Linked DNA regions of Homo sapiens: region 1 is linked to region 2. Evidence: chromatin loops called from intact Hi-C (ENCODE). Cell type or tissue: ascending aorta. All regions are shown on one strand. Links, peaks and the distances in the headings refer to the core of each region. The heading gives the core; the rest is flanking DNA. Region 1 overlaps ELMO1 (engulfment and cell motility 1). Region 2 overlaps ELMO1 (engulfment and cell motility 1).

What was found. A loop is a pair of places that touch in the nucleus more often than their neighbours do. Peaks named below come from ENCODE experiments on the same cell type or tissue, not always from the same donor. Only the 100,000 strongest peaks of a DNase experiment are listed, where the experiment ranks them.
Region 1: a loop joins it to region 2, with 4 times the contacts of the local background. A loop is called at or near these places in 8 of 110 quality-filtered maps.

The regions. Positions count from the first base shown.
Region 1 is chr7:37,079,019-37,087,356 of GRCh38, reverse strand. All of the region lies in intron 15 of ELMO1 (engulfment and cell motility 1), which reads left to right. Among named protein-coding and RNA genes, the nearest start is that of ELMO1-AS1, 85 kb to the right of the region's middle. In ascending aorta, for the core only: no CTCF peak of the experiment used is centred there; DNase peaks (open chromatin) are centred at 3,731 and 5,727; H3K27ac peaks cover 1,494 bases.
Region 2 is chr7:37,028,711-37,037,048 of GRCh38, reverse strand. All of the region lies in intron 15 of ELMO1 (engulfment and cell motility 1), which reads left to right. Among named protein-coding and RNA genes, the nearest start is that of ELMO1-AS1, 35 kb to the right of the region's middle. RefSeq lists enhancers at 4,652-5,321, 4,156-5,355. In ascending aorta, for the core only: no CTCF peak of the experiment used is centred there; a DNase peak (open chromatin) is centred at 4,968; H3K27ac peaks cover 3,439 bases.

The DNA of each region.
Region 1 (8,338 bases), core at 256-8,255, 50 kb before region 2:
GGATGCTATATGATGCTGATTATTATTCACCATTACTATTTCTCCTTGATCTGGAAAACTTACAAACACATTAGAGGTAGAGTTCATCGATAGAAACAAATATTTTAAACTGTAGGTAATAAGACTTTCTATCCCTGAAGAAGCAAAGGATAAGCTAATGTGGTTTAGAAGAGTAGCTAGATAGTGAATAAACGAAACTTAGTAGATGTTCCATATGTCAGCAATAATTATAAAATGGAAAAAAAAGATTATAACAGTAGCAATGAAAATGTAAACTACTTTGGAATAATCCCAATGGAAAACATCTTGGAAACTTAGGTGAAGAAAACTGTAAGACTTTGCCAAAATATACAATAGACATTTCAAATAAATAGAGAAGCAAAATGTTTTCTTCCTGGTTAGAAAACAATATGCAAAGGTTGCAAGTTCCTCTACATTAGTGGACAGGCTCATATCACATTCCAAAGTATCACTGGGAATTAGGATGGAAACTTCACGGGATGACTCTAGACTTCATTTGAAAGAATAAGGGCATGAGAATTGGTAAGGGAGAATTGATATTTTTTTTTGGCAAGAAAGTTCAAAGATTTCTTTTTTTTTTTTTTTTTTTTTTGGAGACAGGATCTCACTCTGTTGCCCAGGCTGGAGTGCAGTGGTGTGATCTCGGCTCACTGCAACCTCCGCCTCCTGGGTTCAAGCGATTCTCTTGCCTCAGCCTCCCGAGTACCTGGGATTACAGGAATGCACCACCACACTGGGCTAATTTTTGTATTTTTAGTAGAGATGGGTTTTCACCATGCTGGCCAGGCTGGTCTCGAACTCCTGACCTCAAGTGACCCGCCTGACTCAGCCTCCCAAAGTGCTGGGATTACAGGTGTGAGCCACTGCGCCTGGCCAAAATAACTCATTCACCCAGGTTCATCTATAGTTATGCCAACATTTTGCCACATATGTTTTATCATTCACCCTCTTTTTCTCTCCTTCTCTTCACACACACACACACACACACACACACACACACACACAGTCATGTATTGTTACAAAAATGTTTCTTTTAGCCAAAAAAATTGTTTTAAAAAATATAACTTGAAGAAAAATTCAAAATAGAAGTATTTAAAATCAGTTCTAACTCCGGCCTCTTGTGTCTGAAAGAGCAAAAGGTGCTGGAGCCCTGCCTGGCAGGAGGCTTGCCCGGGAGGGCTGTGGAGGAGGAAGGGACTCTGCTGCCACAGAGTGAGGCTCCATCTGGAAGTGGTGTCCAGAGCCTGGCTGAGCACCTCTGCTTGCCCTTAGAGATCTGAGAGAGACGCACTGCCGCCTAATTCTTCCCAAAGCAGGTCAACGGTGTTGCTGTCAGGGACCTTCCTTGGATGAAACTTACATCCACCTTCCCTTCTGGTCTTTTCCAATGCTAGTGGATGTCGTTTTCCTAAAATCCCAGTGGTTATATACATGAGGAAGTTTAAATTCAGGATACAAGCATCTTATAGCAGGAGAAACATCATAAAACAAAATCACAAATATAACAGGATTCCAATCAATGACGGAGGCCATTTGCAGGATGACATCATCACGTCTCATCAGTAAAATGAGTATTAAAGTGACTAGTCTCATTCCAAAGGTGTAAAGTGCAAAAACCATCTTTCCCTAGTTCCAGAGATGCCAGTCTCTTCTAAATCTCAAGCTTGGACCCACGGGTTATTTTTTTTTTCCAAAGCAGTAATCACTGTTCTCAGCATTTCTTGTAGGATCGTGATGTACCAGGCCATACCCTTCAAAGTCCTCATAAGTTGTAAAAGTAGAATATTAGTATGGAAGGCAGCATGAAATTGGAGGGAAAGTATAAGCAGAATGCTAGAAGATTCTAATAGATAGTAAAATAAACTAACCTCACTAAAATAAAGTAAAACAACAGAAATCAGGATGTCAAACTGCACTGAAAAGATGATGAAATGCTAACTGTAAAGTTTTCAAAACCAAAATATACATGAGTGAAACAAACAAATGGAAAAAAAATAAAAAAACAAAACAGAAGCATACCCACAGCTAAAGTCTTTAAAACACTTTTTGCAGACACTGTGGCTTCCTACAGTGTCAGTTTTTCCCTCAGGGAGTCTGCAGTAGTTAGGGGAGCAGCTTGAGGACAGAAAGCTCTAGAATGCTTTTATTTCTCATCCTTAACCTGGAGCCTTTGGTTGTAAAGATTTACCTGGTGGTTGGAATAGATTAGAAGGTGGATGCCAATCAGGTCTCCCAGCCTTGGGCACTTGAACTTCAATCAAAAACCACTTGCTGATTTTGGCTGGGCAGGATGGCTTACACCTGTAATCCAACCACTTTGGGAGGCTGAGGCGGGCAGATTACATGAGGTCAGGAGTTTGAAACCAGCCTGGCCAACATAGTGAAACCCTCGTCTCTACTAAAATACAAAAATTAGCCAGGTATGCTGGTGGGAGCCTGTAATCCCAACTACATGGGAGGCTGAGGCTGGAGAATCGCCTGAACTCGGGAGGCAGAGGTTGGAGTGAGCCAACATCATGCCACTGCATCCCAGCCTGGGCAACAGAGTGAGATTCCATCTCAAAAAAAAAAAAAAAGGAATTTGCTTTTTTAAAAAGAGGGAGACCACTGCCATTTATTGGATGCTTTCTATGTAACAGAGAATTCCCAGAGTCAATAATAAGCACACGTTACCTCTGTTAACCCCTGCAACATCTTCATTTACAAATAAGGAACCTGAGATGAAGGGAGAGGTTAAGTAGACTGAGGTGATGCAGGTATTAGATGGAGTGAATTATTGTGAGATTCTCCTGTGCTGTTTGCCCTTAACTATGGTGCAATGCTATCACCCACTGCTTTCACTTTCTTTGTAAATATCCTGTCTTCCTTACAGACTGTAAGCCCTTTGAGGACTAGACTCTTAGTGAATTCAGCTTCCATCTTAACTTCTAGCACAGTGTTTTACATGTAGTCTGCATTTAATAAGCGTTTGTTGCATGAATAGAGTAGCTTTCTGTTTGCTTCAGGGTCAGTTCCAAAAATATTCTTCAGACATTGCTAAATTTTTAATAAACTTTGCATTTTACCCTGAAACCTCTCAAACAACATTCTTGTTTTCTTCTAAAATAAGTGAGAATGAGTTATACTAAAGGGCTCCTCTTCATCCCTCTCCCTCCCGCTCCTCCTCAGGGTAATTTGGTTGAGAAGGCCCACTGAGTCCAAATTTGAATTAGAAAATATCAACACTACAGTATGTTCCCCCAAGAGGAAAAAAATGATCTATTTTCAATCTTGTGTTTCAGAACACACAGCTGTGTGACTTCCTAATTTATTATATCCCCAACTGCCTCCAGACAGCTCTCAGCTTGCTGCTTTTTTTCTACCCACTCCCGCTCTATGGGAAATGGGTTCGACTTTAACCAGCACAGAGTTCAATCTCTGTTCTAGGCAGGACTCCAGTGAGGACTCCGAGAGGCCAGTAAACAGCACTTTTCCAAAGATGCCTCCTCCTCAGCAGGTGCTCCTATCCACCAGGACTTGATGGGAGCCAGGTCCCTTCAGATGGTGGCTGTAGGAAGCCAGGCTATCAGGGGCAGCTCCAGCTGGCAGGTCTTCTGGCTGCCTGTCTCTCTGGAGTGAGCTCGCTTTCTTCCTCCCAGAGAGGGCTTTCTGGCCTGTCTGCAGGGAGCAGGACACAGTTTTAGATCCCAGCAAACAAACCCAATGTGGCTTCCCTTAATTTGGCTTCCCAAGGGTTTTGGCCGCAAGAACAGATTGCAGCTGTGGCCTGAGCATCTTTAGAAGTGTGAATCACATTTTTTTTCCCTGAAGAAGCTATTTTGAGCTTTATAATTACATATTTCCATGTTTTTTTTTATAGAGTGAGTAAGGAGAATGACTTGCATTTTTTTAAATGGAAATCTGCTGGTTTCTTTGCTCTTCTGTCTTGTATAACTTAGTCCAGTGATTCCTGACTTGGCTGTGTATCAGATTCACTTTGGGGAGCTTCTGTGAAATGCAAATTCCTGCAGGGGAATCCAGAAATCAGCAAGCTTAATAGACTCTGCAGTTGATTCCTAGGCAGCCCGATGGCCCCCTCCCAAGTTTGGACCTACCCTTCCCTGGGAATTCAGATCATGGCTAAGTGGATATTACTCTGGGGTGGCAAGAGCCACTCACAGTGCCTAAGAGAGATTAAGCATTAGAAGACCTGGATTCTAGTTCTGGCTCCACTACCAAGCAGCTCTAGACAAGTGTCTCCTGTATGGTCCTCATGTTCCTAGGCGGGGAAATGCTGGGATTGTCCAGGTGGCCCCCAGCTCTAAAGCTACTGTGGTACTCCTTGTTATGTAACCAATATGCTGACTGTAACCACTACATTAGTTATACTTGAACTTTGTTGTCACCTGTTCTTGAGTGACATATGTATAACCTGAACTGACTATTCCATTTTGTACAAGAGAATTATGGAAATGCCCACAGGCCTTGTTATAAAGGGCTCCTGGGGAATAGGCAACCTCAAAGCACGGACCAAAGGACTTACCTCTCCCATGCAGGTGTGACGACTCTCAGCTTTTGGACAGAGAATTAAGCAAAATGGGCTTTTCTGTTTGTTTGTTTGTTTGTTTGTTTGTTTGAGACAGGGTCACCCGGGCTGGAGTGCAGTAACGCAGTCACAGCTCACTGCAACCTCTGCTTCCCAGGTTCAAGTGATCCTCCCATATCAGCCTCCCAAGTAGCTGGAACCACAGACACATGCCACTACACACAATTTTTACACAGACACACTACTCTACACTATACCAATTTTTTTTTGGTAGAGACAGGGTTTCACCATGTTACCCAGGCTGGTCTGGAACTCCTGGACTCGAGCAAGCTGACTGCTCTGGCCTCCCAAAGTGCTGGGATTACAGACATGAGCCACCGTACCTGGCTGTGAAATATGCTTTTCTCATTCTGCATGTTTTTCTCCTTTGAAATATCAACCATCAGAATCTTTTGAGAGGAGTTAAACATTAATTTTGCCAGAACAGATATAGGAAGTGGTAAAAAAAAAAATCCCTCTGTTTTCATCATTTTCTGCCCAACTGATTTCTCCCCCTCTATTTTCCCATGCAAGCATCCTCTGGGCTAGGTTTGGTGGCCACTCCATTATAATGCCAGTGCAGCTTTTGGGGACTGTGGCAGGTGCCTGGCCCATCTTTACGTGGAAACAGCGGTATCTAAATAAACCTGACACATGGAGGAAGAAATGAACCTAAATGCAAATGCTATTAACATTTCTGCAAGTCATACCTATCCCCAAGAAGCATAGCTCTCATGTTTCTTAGTCTTTTATTGGCAATTTAATTGTTTGAGAAATTGCTTTTTACCAGAGTCCGTAAGAATCCTACCAAAATGCACTGACTTATTTTCCCATCGACTTGCCCGGGTGAGAACTCAGCTTGCTGCTTTTCTGTGTCATTACCATCATCAGAAGAAACTTCAAATGTAAGGCCTCGCAGGGTTCATTGTTTTCATTATTTTTTTTGTTTTTGTTTTAGATCAAGAGTTTACCTTAATGCACATCGTATTAGTCCATTTTCATGCTGCTGATACCTGTGACTGGGTAATTTATAAAGAAAAAGAGGTTTAATGGACTCACAGTTCCACCTGTCTGGGGAGACCTCATAATCATGGCCCAAGGCAAAAGGCACGTCTTACCTGGCAGCAGGCCAAGAGGGAATGAGAGCCAAGTGAAAGGGGTTTCCCCTTGTCTCGTGAGACTTGCTTATTCACTACCATGAAAACAGTAAGGAGGAAATTGCTCCCGTGTTTCAGTTATCTCCCACTGGGTCCCTCCCACAACACATGGGAATGATGGAAGCTAAAATTCAAGATGAGATTTGGGTGGGGACACAGCCAAACCATATCACATATACTGTACCAAATTCTCCTAGGTGATTTTATTATAAAAATGAACTAATACGCATATTACTTTATATCCTGATTCTTTTCACTTAATGTGTTAGAGACATCTTTCAGAAAATATGTTCATTCAAAAGTTCATTCAAACTTTTAATAATTGCATAGTATTCCATTTTATAGATAGGGTCATTTTGTGGATATGGATATAAATAGTATTTCATTTTATGAAAGTATGTCTCCCATTGACAGGTATTTATATTGTTTGCAATTTTTTTTCTTATAAAGAGCACCGGGATGAACATTTGCTCAGTAAATACACTTAACATGTTAGCACTGGGGCTATAGCAGTGAAATAATCTGACTACTATCCATTCCCTTAAAGAGCATATATTTTAGTTGGAGAAAGGTAATAAACAGATAAAGAAGTATGTCATATGGTGAAAAATGGAGAAAAATGCAGCAGAAAAGGGAGGACTCATGAGATTGCCTCATTGAGATGGTGACATTGATCACAATTATGAATGAAGTGAGGAAGTGGGCCAAGATAGTGTCTGGAAAAGAGTTTTCCAGAAAGAGGGAACAGCCAATGTGAAGACCCTGAGGCAGGAGTGTTTGCCATGAGAAAGTAAGAACACAGAGGCCAGTGGGGCTGAAGCAGAGAGAACCAGGGAAAGATAGTATAAGAGTAGGCTAGAGGGTGGCCGGGCACAGTGACTCACACCTGCAATTCCAGCACTTTGAGAAGGTGAGGAAGGTGGATCACGAGGTCAGAAGTTCAAGACCAGCCTGGCCAACATAGTGAAATCCTGTCTCTACTAAAAATACAAAAAAAAAAAAAAAAAAAAAAAATTAGGCGTGGTGGCAGGCGCCTGTAGTCCCAGCTACTTGGGATGCTGAGGTGGGAGAATCGCTTGAATTCGGGAGGCAGAGATGGCAGTGAACTGAGATCACGCCGCTGCACTCCAGCCTGGGTGACACAGCAAGACTCTGTCTCAAAAAAAAAAAAAAAAAAAGTGGGATGGTGGGTGAGAGATTCTTCAGGTGCTTGTAGGCCCTTGTAACCAATTTGGCTTTTACTCTACGTAGAAAGAGAAGCCGTTGGGCAGATTGAGCATACATGTGACATTATGTGATTTATAATTTCAAAGAATTGTGTGGCTCATGTATTGAGATTAGACTGTGGGAGAGCAAGTTAATATACCCCACTACAATAAGCAAGTTGAGAGATGATGGTGTCCTGAACCAGAGTGTTAGCAGTGGCAGTACTGTAAAAAGGTTGGATTCAGGATTTATGTTAAAGGTAGAGCCAACAGGATTTTCCTGGATGATTGGATGTGGAGTGGGGAATAAGAGGAGTGAAGGATGGATGACTAGAAGCAGGGAGTCATCACTGAAATTGATGGAGGGGCATAGAAGATTAGGAGTTCTGTTTTGTTTGTGTTAATTTTGAGATGCTGTTTAGACATCTAATTGGAGATGTTGATTTCATAGTTGGATATATGTGTCTGGAGTTTAGGGGATGATTTTGAATTGGAGATGTAACTTTGAGCATCAACAGTATATAGATAATAGTTAAAGCTATGAGACTGAATGAAAGCATTGAAGAGGCCCTAGAATTGATGCCTAGAGCACCCCAAGATTTAGAGGCTGGGGAGAAGAGGAGGCTGGGGAAGGAGTTGAGTGGGGCTCCCAGGGGCATAGGAAGAAACTCAAGAGAAAGTTCAATTCAAGGTGAAGGAGAGATTGCAGTGTCATATGCTGCAGGTGATGGGGTTAAATGAGGACTGAGAACTGACCATTGATTTTTAGTAAGGTGGAGGTCAGGGTGACCTGAACAAGAGTGATTTCACCGGAGTGGGGGAGGAGAGAGCCCAACTAGATGGGTTAAGAGCAAGTAGGGGCAGAGGCAATGGGACTATTAGTAGAGATGCATGCTGCTCAGTGTGGGCCACTGATGGCTGTGAGGAGATAGTGAAGAGGAGGCTTTTAGAAACATTTACACCATTTGACATCACCACAGCCTTCAAGCCCATGATCCTTTTTCTAGTGGTTAATTTTCATTATACTTTTTCAAGAGTGTCTGTTTCTAATCAACAAGTTAGACATTGAAAACAAACTGGTTTTCACTGCAGATAGTTTGAGAGGTACTGATACAGATGACCATTTAAAGGGGCTTTGCTTCACAGTGATACAGAAAATAAGGTAGAAGCTGAAAGGGAAGTTATAGTCAAGTGAGATTTTTTTATTGGTGGGAGAAATAACAGCATGTTTATATGCTCCTGGGGAAGATTTGGTAGAGAGGGAAAATTTGATGAAGACGGAGACCTATATCTCTGTCTTTACACACATCTTAATAATTTCCTTAGCCAAGTGTCTACCAACAGATTCTGAATTAGATAGTGCACACTTTTAGTATTTTTAAATTCACAGG
Region 2 (8,338 bases), core at 101-8,100:
TATTTCTCTTTCCTTCTCATTATTTCTCCACTTCTTTCCTGTGCCTGGCTCCTCATTTACACTGGCCACTTCATTCTCCTGTGATTTCTATGAACTCAAGCTTCAGAGTGACCTTTGTTTCTTTTATCTTCTCTTCCACATAAAATTTGCTGAGAAGTTCTTTTGAATATTTTCTTGCCTTGGGAGCCAAATCCTGGTGCTATCACTTTTGGGTCATTGGATCCTTAACATAGCTTTCCTCCAACTCCAATATCTTGCATCCATTTTAAAAAGAAGATGAAATTCCGGCACCTACATGTGTGGCCCCCATTGGTGGACTTCCTCCTGATTTCCCATCATTTCCTGGAAGTAACCTCCTATAACAATCCTAGGCCGGGCATGGTGGCTCATGCCTGTAATCCCAGCACTTTGGGAATCTGAGTTGGGAGGATTACTTGAGGTTAGGAGTTTGAGACCACCTTGGGCAACATAGTAAGACCCCACCTCTACAAAATAAAAAATTTTAAAAATTGACTAGATGATGTGGTGGCACTTACCTGCAATCCCAACTACTCAGTAGCCAGAGGTGGGAGGATTGCTTGAGCCAGGAGTTCAAGGCTGCAGTAAGCCAAGATTGCACTATTGCACTCCAACCTGGGTGACAGAGTAAGACCCTGTCTTAAAACAAATAAATAAATAAATTAGTAACAATCCTGACATTTGTATGATATTAAGCATCTTCAAAGGTACTTTGTATACACATGAGTTTGCTAGGGCTGCCATGACAAAGTACAGTTGACCCTTGAGCAACATGGGTTTGAATTGCATGGGTCCACTTATGCATGGTTTTTTTTTTCAATAAATAGGTTGGAAAATTTTTTAGAGATTTGCGACAATTTGAAAATACTCCAACAAACTGTGTAGCCTAGAAATATCCAAAAAATTAGGTATGCCATGATGCATGAAACATATGTAGATACTACTCTATTTTATCATTCACTACCATAAAATATACACAAATCCATTACAGAAAGTTTAAATGTATCAAAACTTAAACATTTACAGACCATACATGGCATCATTCACAGTCAAGAGAAATGTCAACAAATGCAAAGGTGCAGTGTTAAATCATAACTGCATAAAATTAACTGTAGTACATACTGTATGACTAATGGTTTCATAGCCATCTCCTTTTGGTGTTGCAGTGAGCTCAAATGTTGCAAGTATCTGCTTAACACACCATGTGATGGTAATCATCTCCAGATAAAGTTTTCTCTCTGGTAAATTGTGTATTACAGTGAAAAATGATCTCTCATAGTTCTCTTTTATTTCTCATCAAGTTTAGTGTAATCCTTTAAGCCTTGAATAACATCATGGACCCATAGGAAGTACCACTAATCATGCTGGAAGTGCTTCCAAGAAGCAAAGTCATGATATTATAAGAAAAAGTTGAATTGCTTGATATGTACCAAATATTGAGGTCTGCAGCTGCAGTTGCCTGACATTTCAAGCTAGATTAATCCAGCATAAGGACCATTGTAAAAAAGAAAAGGAAATTCAGGAAGCTGTTTCTGCAGTTATGCAGCAGGTACAAAAATCTTTCACTTTTTATGAAATACGTTTTAATCTCATACTGAAAATGCAGCTTTTGTGTGGGTGCAGAATTGCTATTAGAAAAGCATAGCTATAGACTTGAATATGATCCAACCAAAAAAGAAGTCATTCTGTGACAACTTAAAGCAAAAGGAAGGTGAAAGATCAAAATCTGGAGAATTTAATGCCAGCAAAGGATGGTTGGATAATTTTAGAAAGAGATTTATCTTTAAAATTGTCTAGCTAATAGGAGAAATAGCTTCTGCCAACAAGAGGAAGCAGATGAGTTCCAAACCGCCATTAAGAAAATCATTAATGGGAAAGGATATCTGCCTGAACAGGTTTTTAATGAAGACAAAAGTGCCCTATCATGGGGGAATGGAAAATGCCACCAAGGAATCTATTGGAAAGGAAGAGAAGCAAGCACCAGGATTTAAGGCTGGAAGGACTAGGTTAACTCTACTGGTTCTGGGCAAATGCATTTGGGTTTATGATCAGGGCTGCCTTTATCTATAAAGCTGCTCACTTCCAACCCCTGAAGGAAGGAGATAAACACCAGCTTCCAGTCTTCTTGTTGTACAAGAAGGAGCTCTGGACAAAAAGAACACTTTTTCTGGATTGGTCCCATGGATATTTGTCCCTGAAGTCAGGAAGTACCTTGCCAGTAAGGGACTGCCTTTTAAAGTTCTTTCCATATTGGACAATGCCCCTGCCACCCAGAACCCCATAAGTTCAAAATCAAAGAAACTGAAACAGTCTACTTGCCCCCAAACAACATCCCTAATTCAGCTTCTAGATCAGGGAGTCATAAGGACCAGTAAGGCTTTTATCTGGTTTACTTTATTGTAATAATACAATATATAATACATATAACATGCAAAATATGTATTAATCAACTGTTTTTGCTATCTGATAGGCATCTAGCCAACAGTAGGATATTAGTAAAGTTTTGGGGGAGTCAAAAGTTACACATAGATTTTTGACTGTGCAAAGGGTTGGTTCCCCTAACTTCCATGTTGTTCATAGGTCAACTGTACCACAGACTGAGTGGTTTAAACAACATAATTTTTTAAAAAAATCATGATTACAGAGGCCAGAGTCTGAGATCAAGGCATTGGTTTGTTCCTGGGGCCTGTCTCCTTGGCTTGTAGATGACCATATTCTCGTGTGTCTTCAAATGGGCCTCCCTCTGTTCATGTCTGTATTGTAATATCCTCTTCTTATAAGGGCACCAGTCCTATTGGATTAGAGCCCACCCTGTTGTCATTTTAACTTCACTCTTTAGAGACCATTTCTCCAGACACAGTCACATTCTGAGGTACTGGGGTTAGGACTTCAACATAGGAATTTGAGGGTGGAAGGTCACAATTTAACTCATGTTATTACACATTTTTTTCCCTCTGATCTCTCAACTGTGTGAAGTTGTGAGGAATTAGAAGTAATTCATCTCCTAAACGTATATCTGATTTGTACATGGGAATACAATGTAAGTAAGTCCACTAATGCTCTAATTTTTTTTTGGCACAGCACTGTCTCTCTTATCTTAAACCTAATTGAGAGAGTTACTAGCTAACTGTTCGCTTCCTCCCTTTATCTTCTGTTGTCTTTATTCCGCACCCCTGAAGATTCTGAACCACCCACTCCCTTCTGCCTCGGGCAATGAATAGTCTTTCTCTTAGTTTCCTCCACATCTCTTCGCAGTTCTTTAGGGATCAATTCTGATGATCTTAGTCTCCAGTATTCATGTCCCTGATCTCACATCATGGGACAGATTTGCCTTGCAATTTCTTTTCCAAATTCTGTATTCTTATCAGAAACATCTGTCATCAAAACACTGCATTTGCCTCATTTCATCAGATATTCAGTGTACCGGGACCCTTGTAGCCCTACTCCCTGGGAAGGGACATTCAGGCCTTGACATTGGAATGCTGGCTTGCTGGAAAGTTATAATCCAGTGTCTGTTTGGTGTATTTTTTTTTTTTTTAACACTAAACACATGGCCTAGACATTGGTTTTGCTTCATTTTCGCTCAACATTTATGATAATAAAGCTTTGTTTTCATAGATCACTTATCTCCTGAAAAATTCACACTGCCGTGAACACGATCCAGCCTTGCAGTGTGTCTCGGAGGTAAGTAGGTGGCAAGTATTTTTATCCCCTTTTATTAAAGCATAGGCAGAGCTCACTGCACAAGGATCCCCTGGAAGGGGGAACAATTTGGACTTAGCCCGTCTGCGCTCCTCCTGCTCCGTTTATTTGGGTACCATAAACCCACCCAGAACTGCACACAGAAGTGTCTCCTTTGCAGGCAGACGTATATGCATGCATTTCAATGGCTTCCAGGAGACAGCGATTATGGAATGTGGAGTCTGAATGTAAATGGAATTTGAGATGAGCCTGACTAGTAAATTATTCTGAAGGAAAAACACATTCAGAAATATGATTTTATCGCTTCTCGGCGTTTTGGCTAAGATGAAGTGTAGAAGTATGATTTAGATTCCACCCATCCTTAGGTGCAATTCAAATGCCAGTTTCTCTAAAAAATAAAGCCAACTCTTCCCCTGGACTCTCCAGACACTTGACCTGTCCTTACTTTGTGGTGTATAACTCACTGCACTTTATCTTGTTGCTCTCCTGGTCAGAGTCTATGCCTGATCCATCTCTGTGGATAAGTACTCAGAAATGTTTTCTGAAGTGGAATGAAAGGAACTAACCTCTGTTGTTTGTAACTGGCACAGAACCCAACAGTTTCTGCCAGTGACAGGTCATGAGCATCTTGAGGCATCCAGAAGATTGTCGTGGTTGGATTGTCCTCTCACTTTGCTTCATGCTCACTGCTTGACCACTGATTATTTTGGAGAATGTCTCTCTCCTTGGCCAAGGCTTTGGGTATTATAACCAAGAGAGGATGATCTAACCAGCCATTTTATCAACAGCGGCTCTGAGAGCCCAGCGTTGGGTGCCAGCCCTGCAGAGGGACATTGCGAAGTATCTTTATGTCCTTCGAGCATCCCTCCTTTCCATCAACTGGCAGGGTGGAGCAATAGCATCCAGTTACTGACCTTCCAGGAATAATGTGAGCATTGGATGTATTAGGCCTCCAAAGTATATCTGTGCTGCTCTGATGAAAGGTGCTTTAAGTAGGGTTGCTTGTTAAAAATAAGTAGTGCCAATTCTCAGGCTGCCCCCTGTGTTTTCCTTTCCCTTGCTCCCTTAGATGTTTTTCAAAGGTGCCAATAAAGCCTGCAAAACATGGGTAATGAAAAGGAAGGGAGAGCAAGTTCTTTTTGTCATAAGCGTGAACTGTGAGTCATCTCTTCTGAGTCACCGTGAACATACAAAGGAAGCCAATCAGTAGGGGTGCACTCTAATAGGATGTTTCTCCAATGACTCACGCAGGCCTGGAATGAGGAGCAGCCTGAATCAAGCCAAACAAGTATATTTTTAAATCTGGAAGGGCGCGCTTCCTGGTGCAATATGATGATCAGTCCTACACACTTACATGCTTATTTTAGCCCAGGCACTGAAATGTGTGGGCATGGTCTCCACGGAGCCTTCTCCTGTGGTCATGTTTTGTTTTGCCAGTGGGGAAGGATGTTTAATGATTAACTGTCACTATCAAGAATATAATATTTCAGTGCAATATTTCAATGTGAGGAGAAGAATAATTTTTGAATGTGGTGACTTCAAGAACTCGGCTCCATTGGGTAAGGCCTGCTTCACGTGTAAACATGCATTCCACAAACATTTTTTGAGGCCCTAAGTACTGAATATATAAAGACAGAGAAGGCGTAGTCCTAAGCCTCAAGGGTATTAGAATTTCCACAAGGAGACAAAAAAGCAAACAGAGCATTGGAAAAGTGGCAGAGGGTCAGATGGAGACACTTAGAAGGCTCAGCCTATAGAGAATGGGCGTAAAAGAATCCCCTGGAAGTGGGAACAACTGCTCTGGATTCTGAAAGACCTGCAGGAGTTACCACTGAGGAGCGAATTGAGATGAGGAAGGGTGATTAAGGCAGAGGGAAAAGCATGTATTAAGTCTAAAAGTCTTCCAAACAGTTTATGTTTTTCATTATTGTCTTATTTTCTCAAAATTTTGCAAATGCAAAATTTTCTTCTTTTCCCTTGGCAAATGCATTCTGGAAACATTTTTTCAAGCTGACCCAGAAACCATCTCATTCAGGGCGAGTCAGGGTCCGTGTTGTGAAGAGGCGTTACTTTATCTGAAGGATTTTAAGCAGAGGCTATACATGTGGCTATAGTTAGGTTTTGATGAGCTCCTCATGGAAGACAGTGAGGGAAATGGATCTGTCCCGAGACTGGGAGACCATTGTAGCCTTTTGTCTTAATCCGGAAGAGCAGTGATGAGCACCTGAACCAAGGTCAGTGGCAGTGGGAAAGGAAAGGAGTAAATATAATATATTTGTGAGATGGTGATTGAGAGAAGAGTCAACTGAGCAAAAATAGCTGAGATGGAGAACCTAGTAAGTTTGGATAAGCCATAAAGAATAGGAGTTATGTTTTGTCAATTTTGACTTTGAGGTGGCTAAGAGATGTGGCTAAGATGGGCGTGTCCAATAAGGAGTTGTCTGGAGCTCAGGAAACTATCTTGGTTCAAAATAGAGATTTGGCATCTATGAATGTAGAAGCTACAGGACCAGATTAGTCCTCCTAGTGCAGGAGTGAAGAGTGAGAAGAAAAGAATGGTGAGAAAAGAACTTTGGGCAGAAGGAAAACGAACAAAAACAAAAAACAAATCTATGAAGGAGACGAGAAAGAGCAAGGAGATTGGGAAGAAGAACAATTATCCAGGTATCTCTTCTCCAGTATTAGTGAGCTGATGCTTTTTTCCCCTGTGAGGTAGTAATGACTATCAAATAATTTTGAAGCCATTCATAAGGAATCCACAAGAGTATATACACACTCGATAGAATGTCTTTCTTACTAAGAACCATGTTGTCATATTGGGTATCTTATTGTACGTTATATTAACCATATAAGATATCCTGGGTCACTGCTATGTGTTGTAGAATAGTAAAAATGCTCTCTTGTTTTAGAGAATTGGCAAGTGTTTATAAAATGAAAGTTTCAGAATGCATTTGTCAGGGGAGAGGAAAAAAAAACAGTTTCAAGTATTAGTAACAAAATTGAATGACTAAGAAATGAAATAAAATATCTGTGAGGAATAGGAACAAAAATGCCTGAGAGTATCAACTTGCATTTCACATAGGAGGAAGTTCTGAACAATTTCATCAGTATTTTTCTTCCTTTAAAAGCATCTTATGTTTAGTCTCATCCTTAGGTTTTCATTAAGTTGTTTTCTTATCTAAAATGGTCTCTCCTTAGTGAAGATTTTTAAAAAGAGAGAGAGAGAAAGATGGCCGCCAAGAAGCTGGAGAGGAAAGTAGCCCTCACTGAATTTGGTTTAGGGCAAATTCTCCTGGAGGCAATGTCTGTGATTGGATTATAGCCACCTGAAAAGACTTGCAGGGATCTTATAGAACCTTCGGGGGTTGATTATCATTATAAGTCAGTAAGACTGAAGAAAAAAAGTAGCAGACATCGAGTATTACGAATAACTTAGGAGGAAACTAAGGTTTTAAAAAAGATCTTCACCCATTAATTTAAGACTCTAATTCTTCACAAACATACATTTCTAAGGCAGAATCTATACATGCCTCCATCCCAGTGGCCCAGGAATAAAAAAAGAATGTTTTATTCGTAGGAATACCAATTAGCTTACGATGCTGTGGAGAATGAAAAAGTAGACTCCTTATACCAATAACAAGAGTTTAAGCCTAATTTTATTAGGGCATTTTTATGGTGCAAATAATTTTTATTAACTGCAAAACCAGATTCCCTTCCAGGATGTCTGTATGTTCAATACATTCTGAGAGCACACCCTAGTGAGTATGCTGTGTTATACTCAAATTTATTTCCCAAAATACCACCAAAACACTAACATCTGTTGTGTTTGGTTGTTTTGGTTTGGTTTTGAGGCTCTTTCTGTGAAATAAAGAAATCCAGTACTTACATAATCTTCATAATCGCCGTGATTTTTTTTTTTTAAAGAAATCAGTGTGCATGGAATTGTTTGTAATGATTCAAACTGATATAATTTGGCTACTTACTGATGAGAGATTCTAAAACCTGAGACACCTGGGGTAATCTTTGATATGTATGTGATCAGTCAGGATCAAAGAGGCCTGTGGTCTTTTTATGTGAACTGTGGGCAAATTCACATCTCCTACTGCATAATGGCAGCAATTATGTATTTATTTAGCTTCTGGGCCAAGGAGACCTCTGAGTACACTGGTTGTGCACAGATCTGGTTAAGATCACAACCTCTGAAAGCTGCTTGCCTCCTGCACGTACGTCTGGCTCTGCCTCTCTCTGGCTGTGTGACTCGGGCAAGTCACTTAGCCTCTCTGTGACTCATTTTTCTCACCTATGAAATGGAAATAAGACCCAAACCTGTCTTATGGGGAGTTCATAGGAGAACTACATAATTTGATAATTGTAAAACACTGAGAACAGTGGCTGTTATATATTAAGCACTATATAAATGCATGGCAAGAAATAAATTGGTCTGATTAGCTTGATTTTCTTAATCTTTCAGGATATTAGCCTTTTATTAAAGGAAATGGATTTGGTGTCTTGTTTACTAAAATCAGAATGTACAGCCTGGGCAACACAGCAAGACCTTTTCTGTACAAAAAATAAAGAATCGGCTAGGTGTAGTGGCACATGCTTATAGTCCTAGGTA